3 separate regions of the Homo sapiens genome follow, and regions 2 and 3 are each linked to region 1. A link is a loop called in an ENCODE intact Hi-C map of the cell type or tissue named here. Cell type or tissue: Panc1. All regions are shown on one strand.

What was found. A loop is a pair of places that touch in the nucleus more often than their neighbours do. Peaks named below come from ENCODE experiments on the same cell type or tissue, not always from the same donor. Only the 100,000 strongest peaks of a DNase experiment are listed, where the experiment ranks them.
Region 2: a loop joins it to region 1, with 2.6 times the contacts of the local background. A loop is called at or near these places in 35 of 110 quality-filtered maps.
Region 3: it touches region 1 in a loop (3-fold over the local background); 43 of 110 quality-filtered maps call a loop at or near these places.

The regions. Positions count from the first base shown.
Region 1 is chr10:88,686,614-88,689,113 of GRCh38, forward strand. No RefSeq gene overlaps it. Among named protein-coding and RNA genes, the nearest start is that of LIPK, 18 kb to the right of the region's middle. In Panc1, CTCF peaks have their summits at 1,422 (motif pointing right) and 1,637; no DNase peak of the experiment used is centred here; H3K27ac peaks cover 1,133 bases.
Region 2 is chr10:88,791,153-88,793,652 of GRCh38, forward strand. No RefSeq gene overlaps it. Among named protein-coding and RNA genes, the nearest start is that of LIPM, 10 kb to the right of the region's middle. In Panc1, CTCF peaks have their summits at 968 (motif pointing left) and 1,182; a DNase peak (open chromatin) is centred at 979.
Region 3 is chr10:88,808,993-88,811,492 of GRCh38, forward strand. The region is part of intron 2 of LIPM (lipase family member M); the gene reads left to right. Among named protein-coding and RNA genes, the nearest start is that of LIPM, 7.5 kb to the left of the region's middle. In Panc1, CTCF peaks have their summits at 1,475 (motif pointing left) and 1,684; a DNase peak (open chromatin) is centred at 1,419; H3K27ac peaks cover 402 bases.

The DNA of each region.
Region 1 (2,500 bases):
TGCAAAGGACCCCAAAGAGTCTTATAGGCTAACAAAGTAGCCTGCCACAATTTCACAGATGCTGGCAGGAGACAGGAAACTCTTGGGTCAAAGACAAAGGACTTGTATCACAGCGGACCTCATCACCTTCACGTTCTCCTTGTTCCACAAGTCCATAGAGAAGATGCAGAAGTGGACCCAGGTGGATGTTGCACATACAATAAGCCTATGTCACAGTGAAGAATTCCAAGTTTAGGAACCTCCCAATCTTATAAAGGGGCTGCCAGCAAAACTGTCCAATCTTTGCCCCATATGAAGACATCTTTATTATACTGGTTAGGAACAAATCTACCCTCTACACTGGAGGGAGACGGTCTTCTGTCTTTCAAGGCTTTTCACTAAACACACATCATTGAAAAGATAGTCTGGGACAAAAACTGATCTGAGATATGAAGAAATGCCCTGGAGAATAGTCTCCTAACATCAACTTTTAGCATACACCAGAATCACCTGGAGTTCGCCAATCTCCAGTGTTCCTGCTTTAGTAGGTCTAGGCCCTGTCTAAGAATTTGCATTTCAAACAAGTTCCCAGCTAATGCTGATACCACTGGTCAGGAATTTCTACTTTGAGAACTACTGTTTTGAGTCTTAAACAGATCACATTTTGTTGCACTATCGTTGATTTGCTTTCATTTGGCTGTGCTTTATAATCAGCAACCCACAATTCTAGATTACTTAGGCCTATTATTTTCTTTGATTTCATTAAATATAGTGAATAACATATCTCTTATTAGAGACAACTCTCATATCTTACAATGTGGTTGAGCTTATTGACACATATATTTCTTCCCCAAACAAACCTTTGCTAGTATCAACTTCAGATTATCCAGATGTGAAACAAAGGAGACAATTGAAATAATAGAGAAAAAAAATCCTGCTTCTGAGGGTATCATAATAATTGTAATATTAACCTTGTATCTAACGTTAGTATTGATGACATTCTGGTCTATAGCTACAAAATGCACCGATTGAAGCACAGATGATGTGTATCATTTAAAGAGTGTTGATAATTTTGTTTTTTCTCTGTCATTATTTTCTATCCCTATAACATATTCAGTTTCTTCATCTTTAAAAAGCTTTTGAAGTCAAAATTGAGTTTAAATAACCAAATAGCATTTAGACTTCTCAAATTAACACAGGCCCAGAAATCTATACCATTAATAAGGAAATTATGCTTTGTGATTACATCAGAATTGCTGCAAATCTAGCAGTGTTTTGTTACCACAGCTCTAAAATTTAACTCCTTTTTGAAATTAGTTCTGTAAGTGACCAAACAAGGACATGCAGCCAATAACCCTATGAAAAAAAACACTTACTGTTATTTAAAATAACATTTTTACATTCACAATCTATTTTCACAGAATTTGATAGAACTATGCAGTTATCCAGATTTGCCACTAGAGGGTAGGGTAGATTTGGAGGCTGCTTGTGTTTTTCCTCCTAATCCAGGGGCATTTACTCTATTTAATCAATAGATGATGCCTGTACTCATTTTACTTAGCATGTCAGCCCCTTTATTAAAAATTGTGAAAAAAAAGACTACCTAAATAAGCAAAACCCAATCAGGAATTAAATTTTAGAGAAGTTCCCAGATGGAAGATAGGAAAAGCTAACATTCTGCTAAGTACTTTATATATGGAAAAACAATTAATACCCACAAAAGTACTATAAAATTGGTAATATTATGCCAATTTTATGTTAATTATACAAATATATACATAATATAAATATATAATATTGGCACAGTGTGCCAATTTTTTATTATAACATGTAAAGTAGGGAGATGTAGAATGAATTATATGTGCAAATTCTCATGAAAAATAGTGAATTCAGGTCTTCCTGACTCAAAAATCCAAATCTGTCCAATATACCACATTAACAGATCAAATCAAGCCTTAATATAAATAAATCTCTCACATGATCCCCTGCTAAACAGTACATTTGTTACCTTTGCTATCAATCTTACTTCTTTGTTTTCTATAGTTGGAGTACGTGTGATGTGTTTTTATCATTGCTTCTAGATTTATGAACTCTGTAAATTCGGGTAACCCATGTTGCACCTCATGATATGTCCTCTACTGCATGGCAACCATCCACATGGGAGCTCTTCTTTAATTATTGGAGCTTATTATTATGTGCCTATATAATAAATGCCTTATGAGCAAATAATTTAACAACTAATTGTTTTTCTCTCTGTTGATAATCTGTTTTGTTCTTTACTGTGTCAGATTACTTTTTAAAATTATATTTAAATAGCAAATATACTTGAGATTGGCTTAATCATTACAAAATGTAGTCCCAGATCCACGGTTCTAGAAAGGCAGAGCAAGATGGAAAGCCAGAGCAAATAGATGCCTCTACTGATTGTCAAAGCAAAAGAACAAATAGAAGCCCCCACCAGTCATCCTCCCCACAAGAACACCAAATTTGACAACTATCTACATAAAAAAGCGCCTTCATC
Region 2 (2,500 bases), 100 kb after region 1:
AGGCCTGCCTATTTCAAAATTCTCGTGGTACATAGCCAACCAACAATAGATCTGATGATTTAATCAATACAGAGATTCAATCTGTATAGCCTTAAAGTACATTTCTGCTTTGGCTGTCTACACAAATTGCTACATAGAGAACATCCAAATTACTCACTTGCTAAGTATTGATGTGGCAAAGCCCATGGCATCCACAGTAGCTGAGTACTAGTTCAGCTGGAGCTAAACCCAGCCCAGTAAAGTGTAATTACTACAGAGCATGGTCTACTGTTGAGATTGCCTGTTGCAGCCTTCTTTTATATTAATATTTTAACTGAAAAATGAGATAGAAGATTTCTAAGTAATCAGCTTCACTTCTAATTTTTTCTATCTCAAGCCTACAAACTGATATTCATCCTAATAATAACAATAAATAGCAACAACATCTTAAGTAGCTTCTGTACGCCAGGTGCCATGCTGTGCAACTCACACCTATATTTTACTTAGGCTTTACAACAGTGCTGTGAGGAAGATGCTGTTATTAGTCGTTTATGAGTGAGCAATCTGAAAACAGAAATGTGTCCAAGGGCCCACAGCTGGTGACAGGCAGAGCTGGAATTTGAACCCAGGTCTGTTGAACTCCACCCTTCTCTATTTTTTTTTTCTGTAGATGAGAAACTTTATTTTTTCCAGAGGACTGTTTATTGGATTTTTTTAAATTATGCTTTAAGTTCTAGGGTACAGGTGCACAACGTGCAGGTTTGTTACATATGTATACATGTGCCATGTTGGTAGCAAACTATCGCAAGGACAAAAAACCAAACACTGCATGTTCTCACTCATAGGTGGAAATTGAACAATGAGAACACTCAGACACAGGAAGGGGAACTCTACTGTATCTTGTAAGTGAGACTCCCTGCTAGGTGACCCTGTGGCTTTAAGGCTTCGTCTGGGATTCCCAGGCCCCAAACCAAGTCTGCACATCTTTGTGCCTGGCCCTCTAGTGGCCCTGGGAAAAAAGTTTTAAAGAAATCCAATGACAACTGGAGTCTTTTCTGATCCTTGATTGTCCCATCTTTCCTTAGGTATATTACAGGTTTGAAGGGATGGGAAAGGGGGAAACAATTTTCTTCTATATCTTTAAGGGCATTGTTTTTTTAAATTGTCTATAAAGTTTCTGGATTTTTTTGTTGTGCGTTTTGATTTATTTTGTTTGGTATGTATTAATGTGATTAAGAATAGGCTCTATTTCCTCTGTTGGAAAGATATGCCAGACATCACAGACAATCAAATAAACACTCTAGGTCAGGAACCTTTGGGGGAAAGCTTTTGGGAATGATATATGTCAACATTAGCGACAGTTAAAGGTAGGCAACATGCTGATACGTTCTGGAAATGGAGCTGAGACTCCCAAGGCCTCAATCCAAAAGCCAGAATGTGTTAAGGAGAGGCAATCTCTGAATACAGAGACACTTACCATTTACTTCTTTTAAAGGGCTGGGATGTCTCCTGAATGCTATGAGGTGCTTGAAAGGGCCTCTTCTTACCCGACTTGCTCTCTCTCATCTCTTCATTTCCTTCTGCCCCTTGCTTGCCTTAGCCTCCATCATGCTGAAGCTGATCTTAAACATTTGGGCAAGTTGTTTCCCTTTTCTTGGTCTGAGTTTACTCATCTGATCTGCCAGGGGTTTGTCAGCCTCAACACCACATAGTCCTGTGATGTAATAACTTTAAAAATCAGAGCAGGACAAAAGCAGAGTTGCACAACCTTGCCCTTCTGCCCCACACCAGCCAGGGAAACCGCAATGCCTGCCACTTCAGTGTCTGGGTGGTTCTCCCATCATATAGTTCCCCTCTTCCTCCGTAAAGGTTTGTGGTGCTTTGTGCTGCTTGCTGGCTGATCCTAAACCCTAAATTTGGAAGCCGCACAAGCCTGACTCCCCTCTAAGTGCTCCAGGACTAAAATAATTCCCAGCCATTTCTCTACTTCCTACTTCAAATTCGCAAAGGCTGAAAATACAAGTAGATATTTTCTAATTTTTTAAAAGGATCTAGATATAATGTCAGAGGAGAGAAGGATTATAGAAACCAACTTATCCAGGGACATATTTAGAAGCAAATCTTTTCAAACAAAAAATGTTGTAGAGGCTTCAACACATATAAAGTAAATGAGTAGCAGTAGTATATATTTATCATATACAATTCAAATTTATGACCTTCACATATCATGAAGTACAGTGATAAGGGTGACACTACTTCAGTGATCCCCAAAATTAGAAATGGTATTACAAATAACAGAACTTTGGTTATATCTGCCTAGACTTACACAGTAGTGCTTTGTTTTATTTGGCTATATGATATGATAGAATCTGCACAGATAAGTAGTTGAAGTCATAGTTGTTTTTAAACAAACATTTTAAACAACTTCAATTATCTTGTATAAGATAGCAAAGGAAGTTTTACTTGAAAGTTCTAGCAAGTTAGTGAATATGTGGCCACTGATGTTTTGCAATTTGATAAT
Region 3 (2,500 bases), 120 kb after region 1:
TGCCCAGGCTGGAGTGCAGTGGTAGGATCTCAGCTCACCGCAACCTCCGCCTCCTGGGTTCAAGCAATTCTCCTGCTTCAGCCTCCCAAGTAGCTGGGATTACAGGCATACACCACCACACCTGGCTAATTTTTGTATTTTTGGTAGAGACAGAGTTTCTCCATGTTGGTCAGGCTGGTCTTGAACTCCCGACCTCAGGTGATCCACCCGCCTCCACCTCCCAAAGTGCTGGGATTACAGGCATGAGCCACCGCGCCTGGCTATACATACATTTTAAATGTTTGATACATGTCTCCATAGTTCATACAATTCCACCCTTTTGTATGTGGGATTTTCAGCTATTGTTATTTTTTAAACATTTGTTTTCATTACTAAAATATGCCTATTTTTCATTTCTATTTGGCTGGATTCTTTTTAATACTCTAGCAGTAGGTTTATAGTAGCAACTATATTGTCTTTCTTGTGTATAGGTAATATAATTTCTTGTGTTATTTTGATATGCCAGATACACTGATAAGTGCTTTATTTGTATTAGTCTCATTTAATTTTCACAATTACCCTAAGAAACTGCTACTCACATATGTTAAGCAACTTGCCCAAAACGTCTGTGCTAGTGCTTGCTAGTGAGTTGTAAAACCTGCACTCAAATCAAATCTGTCTCTCTGCCATTATAGCCCGTGTTCTTAACTAGGACCAGAAAATGCTGGACAAATGCTATTGGGCTTTGGTGTAAAGAAACGTTGGGGTTCTGTTTTACTCCAATTTGTACTTGTGTAGCTTTTTGAAACCACCTTTTTTTTTCTCACTAGCTGCACAGCTGCGCCTTATACATGTCTAGCGTGCACCTGCCTTAGTGTCTTTGAACTTAAATTTCTCCCTCTGGACCACTGTTTCATCAGATGTCTATGCAGCTTGCCTTGGCCCTTCTTTCAGCCAACTTTATCAGAGTTCTTCCCTGGCCACCCTATTCAAAGTTGCAGCTCTTTGCTACCTATTGAGTTCTAGCCCCTTACCCTGCTTACTTTTCCATATAGCACTTACCATCACCTGATATAATAGATATTTGCATGTTTGTCTATTGTCTGTCTCCCCCCAGTCAGAGTGTAAACTCAGTGAGAGCAGAGACATCATTTGTTTTGCTCAAGGCTAGAACCAGTAACTAAATGAGTGCTGAGCACATTCTGGTGCTAATAAATATTTGCGGGATGAATTATAGATTTTGTATAAATAAATGAATAGCCTGGGGACACAGCCCCACGAATCTCAGGGGAGTGGTAAAAGCACAGTTCTTCCAAGCAGTCGAGTGACTTAGCAATTACTAAGCATGGGGGTCACCTGCAGCCCCTATTCTATGGATGGAATTTGTTTTCTTACATCCTGTTGATTCAGACTGTTCACACATTGCCCAGGTGTTTGAGGTTCAAGGAATCTGCCTCCTTGTTCCAGTCCGTGCAGAATACTTCCCTCTAGTGGCCAATGTTGTTGGCATGTGCCTCTTCAGAGGCAATCTCCCATATCAAAAAAAAAAAAAAAATTCACCAACCAAGAAAGCCAGTGAAATTCTTATTGAAAACAACTGAAAAATGTTTACTGTAAAGCTTATAGCTTGTGGTAGCGGCCTTTTTATCTTTATCAAAGAATCTTAGTTGGCTTCAATATCAAGAGAGAAAATAGGCTGGGCCATCCTCAGAAATGACAGCTGTGTAAGTGTAGCCCTTACACACTTACCTGCTGGGTGTAAATTAAATAGAAGACCTAGGGGATGTTTGAAATGATATAAATGAGCCATTCCTCTTGTTAGGGGAATCACAAGAACAAACTATATGACTAAGTAGAACCAAGGTGACCTTAACCATGGGAAATGCCCGGACTCTCAAGGGGAGCATTGATCACCTTGGTTTGATTGTCCTGTGTTAACACAGCTGAGGTCACCTCCCTGAGAACTAAGAGGATGAACTAAATGACCAGATTAGATTTTCAAGGAAAATCTAAAATAACACTGAGTTCCTTCCTCCTGGCCCTTCACTCACAGTCCACAGTGACCCACACGTTCTCTCCCTTGAGAGACAAAATGAGGCAGATGGAATTCATGAAGACTGTCAAGATGCTGGATGAGTTTGGTGTAGAAGGCTTTTGTCCTACAGGGAGACTGCATGTGTGTTTGGTGCCCGTTTATAGCAATAACAACAAGAGCTACCCATCTGATCTGAGGTCGGGCAGCATGCTGAGTGCTTAATGCACAGTACCGCATTTAACCCTCCCCTGCCAAAACCCTGTGAGGTGGGCAATTGTCCTCATTTTGCTAATGAGAACACTGAAGCTCAGAAAGTCACTTGCTTTAGAGAATTATAACAATAATAATGAAAGCAATAAGGCTGTTTTTTACTGCAGGCTTCTTCTGAGCCAATACTGAGGTGTGGATATTGCATTCATGATTTGATTTAATTCTCACAAGTCCTGTTGAGGGCATGACATATTTTTTACTCCTAATAGGGCAGCA